2 separate regions of the Homo sapiens genome follow, and region 1 is linked to region 2. Evidence: chromatin contacts called from ENCODE Hi-C or POLR2A ChIA-PET data. All regions are on one chromosome and are shown on one strand. The core of a region is the stretch at or near the end of the contact, and the rest is flanking DNA. Distances in the headings are between cores, read along the strand shown.

Region 1 (5,987 bases), core at 616-3,115, 280 kb before region 2:
GCCTGCCACCATGCCCAGCTAATTTTTGTATAAAAATATATCTGTTTTAAATCATAGGACAAAAACAACTATGAAATCAGACATAGCCAGAAATGATAATGTATAAAATTTAAATATTATCTAAACCTGGGGCCATACACTCATATCAACCAGTACCAAACAGTCACCTTAAATGTATGAATCAAGCCAGGTATTTTCTGTAGAGTAGTGGGACCCGTGGCTAAACAGAAACAACCTACCACCCAAAGACATTCATATTTAATTGTGGAAAAAAAAAAAACAATACTGTTGCAGAATCAGGACTGTAAACTTAAAGTATCTGTTTTAAACACATTAGGGAGGCGGAAAAAATCCTGATATATGTCCTTCTAGTCTTAGTGAAATTGAGCAGGGACTAAAATGAAAATAAATCAAGAAACATTCAAAGCAGCAAGCTCCTCAGTAAGGATTCCTAAAGATACACAACAAGCACAAAGTAAATACAAATAGAGAATTCCACAATTTTAAGCAAAACATAACAGGCTGGTACCATTATAGAAAGAAGGAAAAAAAATGAAAAAATGCACAGAAGAATCTGCAAAAGAACTTACTAACTTAAAGTTTAAAAAAAAAGAAATATCTATGCCTAAAGCAGTTTTCCAAGATGTCAACATGTCAATTCAATCTAAAAGTGAAAGTAGGCAGAGACCCATAATTTACTGTTAGAATCTTTAAAATAAATATTAGTTACCAAATACTTTTTATTACACAGGCATTATGATCTTGAAATGGGTAAATAGGGGCCCTTAAGTGATACTGAAATCTTGTAAACACTAGTTACCAGAACAATGATCACTTAGTAAACAGCACCATAATTCATTAAATTCTTATTTATATAACTTAACACCTACTAAAACTTAACAATTACTTAGTAGGTCTCAAATAGGACACTTCAGCTACTGTTTTGTGAAATGAAGACAATCTTCACGCAAACATATAAAGACTGATGTACAGGCCAGGCACAGTGGCTCACGTCTGTAATCCCAGCACTTTGGGAGGCTGAGGCAGGTGGATCACCTGAGGTCAGGAATTCGAGACCAGCCTGGCCAACGTGGTAAAACCCCATCTCTACTAAAAATACAAAAATAGCTGAGTGTGGTGGCAGATGCCTGTAATTCCAGCTACTCGGGAGGCAGAGGCAGGAGAATCACTTGAACCCAGGAGGCAGAGGTTGCAGTGAGCCGAGATTGCGCCACTGCACTCCAGCCTGAGCAACAGGAGCGAAACTCCGTCTCAAAAAAAAGAGGTTGATGTACAAATGATTCAGGCAATTTCCTCAAAAAAGCATTTAGTTAAATTTTTATCAAATACATAAAATAAAATCTTCATATAAATGTTACCTCCTGGACATCCTCTGGATTTCTTCGTGAAACAACCTAAAACAAAACATACATAGAAATCTCTAATCATTATCAAAATTTAAGATTTCATATTTGTATAATTAACTTCCAATAGTATTTGTATGAAAAATTCAATTTGCTTAAAAAAATAAACACTATATCATTTATCCAAAACTCAGCTATATAATAACTTCACTATCTGAAATTCATACTGTTAAATCAAGTTTAACCTAAAGTTACCTCCCTTAGGCTACATATTTTAAGTTTGGCCTAAAAGTTTCTCTGTACATAATGAAAGAGAAATAGATATGTAAATAGATGTGTAAAGACTGTAACCTACTCTGGCGCCAATCACCAAGTTTTGGCCAAAGAGAGCCAACTGTTCAAACAGTGTTCAAATAAGGCAAATGCTTAGTTGGAACCAATACAGCTGTTTCAGTTTCCTTTTCTGTACATCACTTTCCTTTTTCTGTCCATAAATCTTCCACCACATGGTTGCGCTGGAGTCTCTCTGGACCTACACTGGCTGAGGAGGCTGACCAATTTGTGAATCATTCTTTGCTCAATTAAACTCTGTTAAATTTAATTTGGCTAAAAATGTTATTTTAACAATACTAAAAATTAAGCAAAAAAACAGCTAAAAGTAAGTCCACATGCTAAAGTTCATATATTCACTACATTCTTAAGAAAAAGCATCTGGCCTTTACTCTTACTTAATTAACATAATTCTAACAAGTTTGTTCACATCTCCCCTTCCCAGCAAGCCTATATACAAATTAGAAGCATAAAAAGCAGCTGCACTTAGGCAAAGTGTACAAGGGATCTCCCTACATTATTTCTTACAACTGTATATGAATCTACAATTAGCACAATAAAACTTTCAATTAAAAAAAAGCAGCTACAATGCTCGGACACAACATGTGAGAAGTATGAGAAGTAATCACTGGCTACCTATGATGAAGAAAACAAAAGTAATATAAATTATTTACAAACATTCAGGGACAAATAATCCTTCTATCAATACTCCCTAAGCAAAGAGGAAAAGGAGAGATTCCTTCAGACTTCCCTGATGACAAAGGCCAAAAAGTCTAACACCAGGTAAAAAGATTTTTTTCACAAAACTTTTGAAAAGGCTAGGTGTTTAAATCATCAAACAGCATCCTAAATTAGGAAAATCTCACATTAGATTACATAATACGGTACCATCCATGTAAGTGTCAAATTAACGGTTTTGAAGCTACAATGGTGTATTTTGCAAAAATAAACAAAAAGATAAATCAGGCTGTTCTGCCTATGGAGTAGCCATTCTTTATTCCCTTACTTTCTTAATAAACTTGCTTTCACTTTAAAAAAAATTTTAAAAAAAGATAAATCAAACACACATTAAAATGGTTGCCTAGGAGTGTGAGGAAGAAAAGGGTCTTTGATATCTAATGACAATACACCATGAACTAGGGATTATAATCCATTCAGCAACACCCCTAAAGTCCAAAATAAGAACAAAAAATAGAGGATGTAAAGTCAGACAAACCTTGGTTCAAATTACAGTTCCTCTTACAGGTTTGATCTCATCGATAAAACGGAGATAATACTAACTGCCTGGCCTGGCTGTTGTGAACAACAAATAAGGACACAGCAAGAACTCTATAATTTAAAAGTTTCCTGTCCCCTACCAGACAGGTTAACCATTGTAAAAGGTCCCACCTAAGAATTCCAGAGAACAAATATCTTGCACTCTATTCTCCAACTTTCAGAATATATAAACTTGGTGAAATCTTGTAGTAATTGTCATTAATTTATACTACAGTGCTATGCAATAGAACTTTCTGTGATAACGGAAAAAAAGGTTCTCTATTTGCAGTGTTCAACACAGCCACCACTAGCCACATGTGTGTGGCTACTGAGCCACTGAAATATGGCTACTTTGAGAAACTACATTAATTTTATTTCATTTAAATTAATTCAAAAAAATTTTTGTATTAAAGAGACAGGGTCTCACTCTGTCACCTAGGCTAGAGTGCCATGGCATGATCATAGCTCACTGCAGCCTCAAACTCCTGGACTCAACTGATCCTCCCACCTCAGCCTCTTGTGTAGCTGGAACTATAGGCACACCACAGTCGGCATACACACACACACACACACACACACACACACACACACACACATATATACACTTTTTTTTTTTTTTGGTAGAGATGGGGGTCTCCCTATGTTGCCCAGGCTGCTCTCAAATTCCTGGGATCAAGCAATCCTCCCGCCTCAGCCTCCCACAGTGCTAGGATTATAAGTGAGAACCACTGTAAGCCTTAATTTAAATTTAAATCAAAATAGCTACATGTGGTTAATGGCTACCAAATTAGACAACACAGATTCAGTATAAGAGACTATAACAGGTAACTAACAACTATACATTATTCAAATCTTTGATTTTAGCTATTACTTTCAAATACCAGCCTGTCCCCTCACACACCTTTCCAAAAGTATAGTATTTCACATAGTATGACTAATTTTGCTTCTTATAAGTGTTTCTTTTTTTTTTTTTTTTTTTTTTTTTTGAGACAGAGTCTTGCTCTGTCACCCAAGCTGGAGTGCAGTGGCGCGATCTTGGCTCACTGCAACCTCCACCTCCTGTGTTCAAGTGATTCTCCTGCCTCAGCCTCCCGAGTACCTGGGACTACAGGCATGTGCTACCATGCCCAGCGAATTTTTGTATTTTTAGTAGAGACAAGGTTTCACCATGTTGGCCAGGATGGTCTCAATCTCTTGACCTCGTGATCTGCCCGTCTCAGCCTCCCAAAGTGCTGGGATTACAGGCGTGAGCCACTGCGCCCCGCCGTTCTTACATTTTTATGAAATGTATTGAGAAGAAAAGTCATGGATAACCAATCCACTAATAATCCACCCCCCAAAAATAGCACATGATCACTCACAGCAAGGTCTATTCAAATGTACTTTAAATTTCACAATTTATGTTTTTCTCAGCTTAATACATTTCCTGAATTTATAAATATATTCAGATATCTTAAGTATTTTAAATAATCTTCCTTAATATAAGCAAATGATCTTTTTGAGACAGAATAACTTATTTCTTAGTTTGGTGTACATATTAGAAGTACCACATTTTGGTTTTCTTCAGATGAGCCAGTCCTGGAAATCAAATACATGTGTACTGCATAAACAAAAACACATTAGCCATCCCCTAACAATAGCCACAATATTAAAACCATCTTATCAGAAATAACCAATTTGATTATTATTTCTCAGCCGTCCTCTTAGTGGTTTACATACATCTATGTGCTGGATTACAATGGTGAGCAAGTCCCTTTCCTCCTGGAGCTCATAGTCTAGTGGTACACAGTGGTGGGGTGGGAGGGGAGTGCAGAGTGAAGGAGGGTGTATTTCCCAAACATATTTCCATACCTCAGATAACAGTAGAGTGCTAAGCAAAAGATTGGGAAACACTTCATCCTAGATCCTTCCCATGACACTGAATCCTCACTGTGCAGAGCAAAGTGGCATCCCAAAAGCAGTCAACCAGTCATGGTTTAGTGATGTAAGGCTCTTAATGTCTTCATGATAATAAAAGTGAAACTGACCCAATGGTCCCACGGACAGTTTTTTTGGATAAACATGGAAACTGACCCTTCTGGTATTAAAGCTTGAAACTTAACATTTGTTTTATCAGAGTTCCTTCTTCAGGAAAGGGCCCTCAGGCCTCTCAAAAAGTATTAATATTGTGAACCCCGAATATCTGAGACAGGTCTTAGTTACTTTAGAAAGTTCATTTTGCTAAGGTTGAGGATCCGCACCGGTAACACAGCCTCAGGAGATCCTGACAACATGTGCCCAAGGTGGTAGGGGCACAGCTTGATTTTATACATTTTAGGGAGACATAAGACATGAATAAATACGTGTAAGATGTACACTGGTTCAGTCCAGAAAGGTGGGACAACTCGACGTGGGGAGGGGGCTTTCAGGTCACAGGTAGTTAAAAGACAAATGGCTGTATCCTTTTGAGTTTCTGATTCGCTTCTCCAAATGAGGCAATCTGGTATGTATTAATGGTTATCTCAGTGAGCCGAGGGGTGACTTTGAAGAGAATGGGAGGCAGGTTGGCCCTAAGCAGTTCCCAACTTGACTTTCACCTTTAGCTTAGTTATTTGGGGGCCTCAAGATTTATTTTCCTTTTACAATATTAAATAAACTGAAATTCACCAGATCACTGCATCCAAACAATGAGATGCCAGACCTCTCATCCATCACAATTGCTTCCTTAACCCTCTGTAGTTCCTGTTTTCCCATAGATAATCACATTTTCTCCCTGCTATATAAACTCCTAATTTTAGTCAGTCAGGGAAATGGATCTGAGACATCTCCTTGACTGCAACACCTGATTAAAGCCGGCTTCCTTAGCAATACTCATTGTCTCAGAGATTGCTTTCTGTGTGACAAGCAGCAGGACCTAGACGGAACCCCTGGTGTTTTGGTAACAACAGTAACTCATGATTATTATGCAATATACAGAAAATCAAAGTTGAAGTATACTTAAACTACCTAAGTGAAGGTCTTTAATTTTAGGCTTACAAAAGGAACTACTCTGTACCC
Region 2 (6,161 bases), core at 2,275-4,774:
AGACTCTGTCTCAATAAATAAATAAATAAATAAATAAAATAATAAAAATAAAAAATGCTACTTACTATAAACTACTGAAACATCAAGGTAGTATATCTAAATTTCAAGCTGTTTTGGCTTGAAATGATAGTTAAAATAAAAAACCAAAAGAGCAATTACAAATATTGACTTACCTTCTTGGCTTTCTCCAACACATCATCCAAATCCTAAAACAAGCATAAGAAATCACCATTATTTTAGATGAATAAGCAGCTAATCTTGGACTGTATATGTCAATGTAGTTGTGGCATCACAAAAAATAACAATGATAGCAACTAATGGAGTGGTGGAAAACAAAGAGCCTACACTGACCCACTTCCTGTTTACTCTTACTATCAGTAAAGTCTGGCTACTGTTCCCAGCACTAAAACAGAAGCCTCTATTGTCAAATATACAGGGTATTTCTCTGTCCTCATCTTACTCTACTCCTCAGCAGCATTCGGAATCCCTCACTTGCTTACTCCTTCCTTCTTGAAATGCTTTCCACCCTTCACTTCTGCAATACCACTCTCTCATTGGTGGCTACTTGTCAGTCTCCTTGACTAGCTCCCCTTCCTCTTTCAGACTTCAAGAACATCTGCTCCTCTCTCTGCACTTGCCTTGAGTGATTTCACTTCCTCTCATGGTTTTATCATCATTATGCTGAGGCCCCCATTTTTTTTCTTTTTTTTGAGATGAAGTTTCACTCTTGTCTCCCAGCTGTAGTGCAATGGTGCGATCTCGGCTCATTGCCACCTCTGCCACCCGGGTTCAAGTGATTCTCCTGCTTCAGCCTCCAGAGTAGCTGGGATTACAGGTGACCGCCACCACACTCAGCTAAATTTTGTATTTTTAGTAGAGATGGTGTTTCACCATGTTGGCCAAGCTGGTCTTTAACTCCTGATCTCAGGTGACCCACCCACCTTGGCCTCCCAAAGTGCTGGGACTACAGGTGTGAGCCATCGAACCCAGCCTGAGTCCCCAATTTTTTTTTTTTTTTTTGAGATGGAGTCTCGCTCTGTCACCCAGGCTGGAGTGCAGTGTCACGATCTCGGCTCACTGCAAGCTCCGCCTCCCGGGTTCACACCATTCTCCTGCCTCAGCCTCCCAAGTAGCTGGGACTACAGGCACATGCTGCCATGCCCAGCTAATTTTTTTGTACTTTTAGTAGCGACAGGGTTTCACCATGTTAGCCAGGATGGTCTCGATCTCCTAACCTTATGATCTGCCCACCTCGGCCTCCCAAAGTGCTGAGATTACAGGCATGAGCCACTGCGCCCGGCCCCCAATTTTTATCTTTAGCTTGTAATTCTCTCCTGAGCCCATGACTCATGTTTAAAAATTATGACATCTTCATTTGGATGGGATTAGGTTTCCCAATATGCCCCAAACATAAATCTTTATTTTCTCCCCACAAACCTATTCCTTCTGCTGACCTCCCCACCTCCACCTCAGACCTTGGTCTTCCCTTATCTCAGTAAACCAGCACCACCATCTTCCCTATAGCACAAGCTAATAATCTGAGTCATCCTTGACTCCTCCCTTTCCCTTGCTATCCACATCCAATTCTTCAGTACTTACTGTGGATTCTCTCTCTAAAATGTATCTTGAATCCATGTATTCATCTCAAACTCACCTGCTATCATCATAGTACCAACAGCCAACATCTCTTGCCTATATACTGCAAAAGCCTCCTAACTAGTCTTGTAGCTTCCACTCTTCTCCTCCACCCATTTGCCATACAGCAGCAAAATGGTGTTAAAATGGATAGCATCATGCCTATCCATTTTTGTGTAATCCCAGGACTTTGGGAGGCCAAGGAGGGTTGATCACTTGAGGCCAGAAGTTCAAGACCAGCCTGGACAACATGGCAAAACTCTGTCTCTATTAAAAATACAAAAAATTAGCCAGGCGTGGTGGGACACACCTGTGATCCCAGCTACTTGGGAGGCTGAGACAGGAGAATTTTTTGAGCCCAGGAGGTGGAGGTTGCAATGACCTGAGATCATGCTATTGCATTTCAGCCTGAGGGACACAGCCAGACTCAATCTAAAAAAATAAAAAAATGAAAATAAATTTTAAAAAAGCCCTTTAATGAATCTGCATTGTGCTTCAAATGCAATCCAAATTCCTTACTGACCCACCTCATCTATCCCCTGCAAACCTCCCCAGTTTTGTTTCATGCCTTTCTCTTTCTAGCTCATCAGGCTCCACTTAGCTTTTTGGCAACTGAAATGTGCCAAATTCTAGCTTGTCTGGGGGCCTGCAACCTATCTGTTTCCCTAACCAGCATACACTCACCCCCTTGCTTGGGTGGCTCCTTGTCTTTTCAGCCTTAAGTGTCAGCTCCTGGGAGGATTTCCCCCTGAAATAAAACCCCCCTTAATCCTCTATTATTAGTCTCTAGTTTCCCACGTAATGGGTAAAACAGTTTGTAACTGATTTTACGTGTGTATTATTATTTTAATTGAGACGGGGTCTCACCACATTGCCCAGGCTGGTCTCAAACTCCTGGGCTCAAGCGATCCACCCACTTCGGCCTCTCATAGTGCTAGGATTACAAGTGTGAGCAACCACACTCGGCCATGTATTTTTGTTTGTTTGTTTGCCTCTCTCCCCCATTTGTGAATTTTTTTTTTTTTTTTTTTTTGAGACAGGGTCTCACTGTTACCCAGGCTGGAGTGCAGTGGCTTGATGTCAGCTCACTGCAACCTCCACCTCCTGGGCTCCAGCGATTCTCCCACCTCAGCCTCCCGAGTAGCTGGGACCACAGGCAAACGCCACAATCACCGGCTTTTTTTTTTTTTTTGTAGGGACGAGGTTTCACCATGTTGCCCAGGCTGGTCACGATCTCCTGGACACAGGAGATGCGCAGCGCCCGCCTCGGCCTCCCAAAGTGCTGGGATTACGGGCGTGAGCCCGCGCCCGACCTCTCCCCGATTTGAACGCGTTTCGAGGACCGCTTCCCACAAAGAGTGGCATCTCAGCCAGGAGGTGAGAGCCCCGAGGGGAAAAACAGGCCAGCCAAGGGGAGTGAGGGAACGATTCCAGGAACTCAGAAGAGCAAACAAAAGCCTTGTGGAGATAGCTTACCGCTACTGAATCAGGAAAAAAAAATCGGTATGTCTGAGGTTAAATAGGGAATAGGGAAATGAGGGGCAAGGTCATATGGCCATAAACAAGGGTCTGGGCGGGGGATATGGGGTTTCGTCCCAAGGGAGGAGAGCAAAGATAACACGAGGGGAAAGGACGGGGGCCTCCCTGCTCCCTCTGGTCCCGTATCGCCCTCACATACGCGGTCAAAGTCCGGGGCGGAGAGGTGGCAGTGACAGTCCACCAAGCCTACGCCAGCCGCTCGCATTGCGCCCCGGCGGCTGCCGCTTTAGACCGGCCAGCAGAGCCGGAGCCGGAACGTTTCAGCTGCAGCGTCCTGAGTTTCCAGCCGGATGCATGCTGGTTACACCAGTGTGAACCCGCTTTTCCGCTCCCAGAGTGCCCCGCCCACAGTTCCGACGAAAAATGGCGGGGTCTCCTGAGTTGGTGGTCCTTGACCCTCCATGGGACAAGGAGCTCGCGGCTGGCACAGAGAGCCAGGCCTTGGTCTCCGCCACTCCCCGAGAAGACTTTCGGGTGCGCTGCACCTCGAAGCGGGCTGTGACCGAAATGCTACAACTGTGCGGCCGCTTCGTGCAAAAGCTCGGGGACGCTCTGCCGGAGGAGATTCGGGAGCCCGCTCTGCGAGATGCGCAGTGGGTACGGGACCAGTTAGCCAGTTCTTTACTCATCATCCTCTTACCCAACACCCAGGATCTTAGGATTCAGAAAGATCCCACGCCAGGCCTTGGCAGAATTAACGGTGCCCCAGGCTACTGTAGAACCAGTTCGAGAAACGCTAGAGGAGAAAGAAATAGATGCTAATGTCAGCTGGGTCTTATTAATTACTTAGACCAGCGCTGTCCAGTGAAAATACAAGGCAAGCTAATCTTTATGTAGTTTTAAACTAAAAGTAAGAAATAGGTGAAGTTAATGGAAATAAGACATTTTGTTTAACCCAATAAATCCAAGGTATTTTAACATGTAATAATATCAAATGAATGAGATATTTTACATTCTTTTGTTCGTACTAAGCTTTTCAAATCTGGTGTGCTGCATTTACGGCACATCTTCGAACTAGTTACATTTAAGCGCTCAGTAACTACAAAGTGGCTAGTGGCTCACCTGTTGGACAATGCAGCCGCAGACAATGAGGAATTCTCCTGGAAAGGGTAATTCTGGAAGTCAGCCATTCACCCAAGCAGCATTTGATCTTTCCTTTTGCATGTTTTATTTATTTATTTATTTTATTTTATTTTTTTTTTTTGAGACAGAGTCTCGCTCTGTCGCCCAGGCTGGAGTGCAGTGGCGCGATCTCGGCTCACTGCAAGCTCCGCCTCCTGGGTTCACGCCATTCTCCTGCCTCAGCCTCCTGAGTAGCTGGGACTCCAGGCGCCTGCCACCACGCCCGGCTAATTTTTTTGTGTTTTTAGTAGAGACAGGGTTTCACCGTGTTAGCCAGCATGGTCTCGATCTCCTGACCTCGTGATCCGCCCGCCTTGGGCTCCCAAAGTGCTGGTATTACAGGCGTGAGCCACCTCGCCCGGCCTATTAACCTTTATTTTTACTGTTTGCACTGTGGTCATTCATAACTCACAAATGTGCGGTATTATGAGCTTTTAAATTTTTTCCGCTAATATAAGTAGATTGGTGCCTGTTATAAGGAAGCACACAATCCCTTTATTTCTTGTGTTCCCAAAAAACTACCACCTTCAGGGCTTTGCAAAAATATTTAAGAAAGGCTTGGGAAATGTGGTATAGAGGCAAATGTATGATCTTAGTAAAGTTTTCAACCAACACAATTTTTTTTAACCTATTTTAGTCTTGTAAAGAAAATGTTTTCACTCTAAAACAGGCAAAAGGGGTCGGGCGCGGTGGCTCACGCCTGTAATCCCAGCACTTTGGGAGGCCGAGGCGGGCGGATCACGAGGTCAGGAGATCGAGACCATCCTGGCTAACATGGTGAAACCCCGTCTCTACTAAAACAATAATAATAATAATACAAAAAATTAGCCGGCCATGGTGGCAGGCACCTGTAGTCCCAGCTACTCGGGAGGCTGAGGCAGGAGAATGGCGTGAACCCGGGAGGCGGAGCTTGCAGTGAGCCCAGATCTCGCCACTGCACTCCAGCCTGGGTGACAGAGCGAGACTCCATCTCAAAAAAAAAAGGTTCAGTGGAAGAATGAAGAAACACTTCCTGGGTTGTGACTCTGTATGTAGTTTTGTATATAGTGACTCTTACGTCATTCCCTCCTTGCAAGCAAGGCAAGAATAGGGATATATCTCAGGACGTTTTTAGTAGTTTTTTGGGAGAAGACTTTTGTTGTATAATCTTAGAATTTGTCTGATTCTAGGAAATGCTAAGGTATTTAAAACATTTAGGTGTCTTACAGAAAAAGAGGAACTTGGCTTAACCTATTATATCCTATTTAGTGGGACGATAAAGTGAATTATAAGATAAAGTTTACAGGGCTTAGACTACCACAGGAATTCACTTGTGTTTTATTTTAAATAAAGCAGAAGCTTTATTTTGTATCTCTGTTTAAAACTGCATATTAAGTAGCAGATTTTCTTTAAAAACAGTATTGGTAGCAGTCTGCAATGAATGTTACAAAGACAATATGTTTTCTCAGCAATTCTTGAAAGTAATTCTAGAAAATAATTTTAAAACATACATAGGCCGGGCGCGATGGCTTACGCCTGTAATCCCAGCACTTTGGGAGGCTGAGGCGGGCGGATCACCTGAGGTCAGGAGTTCCAGACCAGCCTGGCCAACACGGTGAAACCCTGTCTATACTAAAAATACAAAAATTAGCCGGGTGTGATGGCGCTTGCCTGTAATCCCAGCTATTCGGGAGACTGAGGCAGGAGAATCGCTTGAACCTGGGAAGCGGAGGTTGCAGTGAGCCAAGATTGCGCCATTGCACTCCAGCCTGGTTGACAAGAGTGAAACTCCATCTCAAAAAAAACAAAAAACAAACAAACAAAAAATAAAATAAGGATTTTACTTTATGAAATCTTTGAAATGTAGAATATGTACTTTAACTCAT

What was found. Hi-C counts contacts between places; a loop is a spot of excess contacts on that map. ChIA-PET counts read pairs that join two places held with the same protein, here RNA polymerase II (POLR2A). Pooled maps may share reads with other maps.
Region 1: a map of PC-3 shows a loop between it and region 2 (4-fold over the local background). The contact joins the enhancer-like site here to the promoter of NSL1 in region 2. A Hi-C loop is called at or near these places in 1 of 168 maps with a recorded cell type or tissue (PC-3), 11 of 37 single-sample maps with no recorded cell type and 7 of 50 pooled maps. POLR2A ChIA-PET finds 5 or more read pairs at or near these places in 2 of 52 experiments (GM12878 and MCF 10A).

The regions. Positions count from the first base shown.
Region 1 is chr1:213,066,434-213,072,420 of GRCh38, reverse strand. It overlaps RPS6KC1 (ribosomal protein S6 kinase C1), which reads right to left. Exons shown (of 15, transcript NM_012424.6): 2 at 1,380-1,415. Among named protein-coding and RNA genes, the nearest start is that of RPS6KC1, 18 kb to the right of the region's middle. RefSeq lists an enhancer at 1,681-1,980. Within about 2 kb of position 1,865, at least 2 of the 41 ENCODE cell types and tissues checked have a DNase peak (open chromatin) inside an H3K27ac peak, as active enhancers do.
Region 2 is chr1:212,789,140-212,795,300 of GRCh38, reverse strand. It overlaps NSL1 (NSL1 component of MIS12 kinetochore complex), which reads left to right and starts at 3,524. Exons shown (of 6, transcript NM_015471.4): 1 at 3,524-3,771. The coding sequence starts at 3,538. It overlaps TATDN3 (TatD DNase domain containing 3), which reads right to left and starts at 3,407. Exons shown (of 10, transcript NM_001042552.3): 1 at 3,314-3,407; 2 at 174-206. The coding sequence starts at 3,379. RefSeq lists enhancers at 346-395, 736-805, 684-1,184, 3,319-3,598, 4,073-4,851.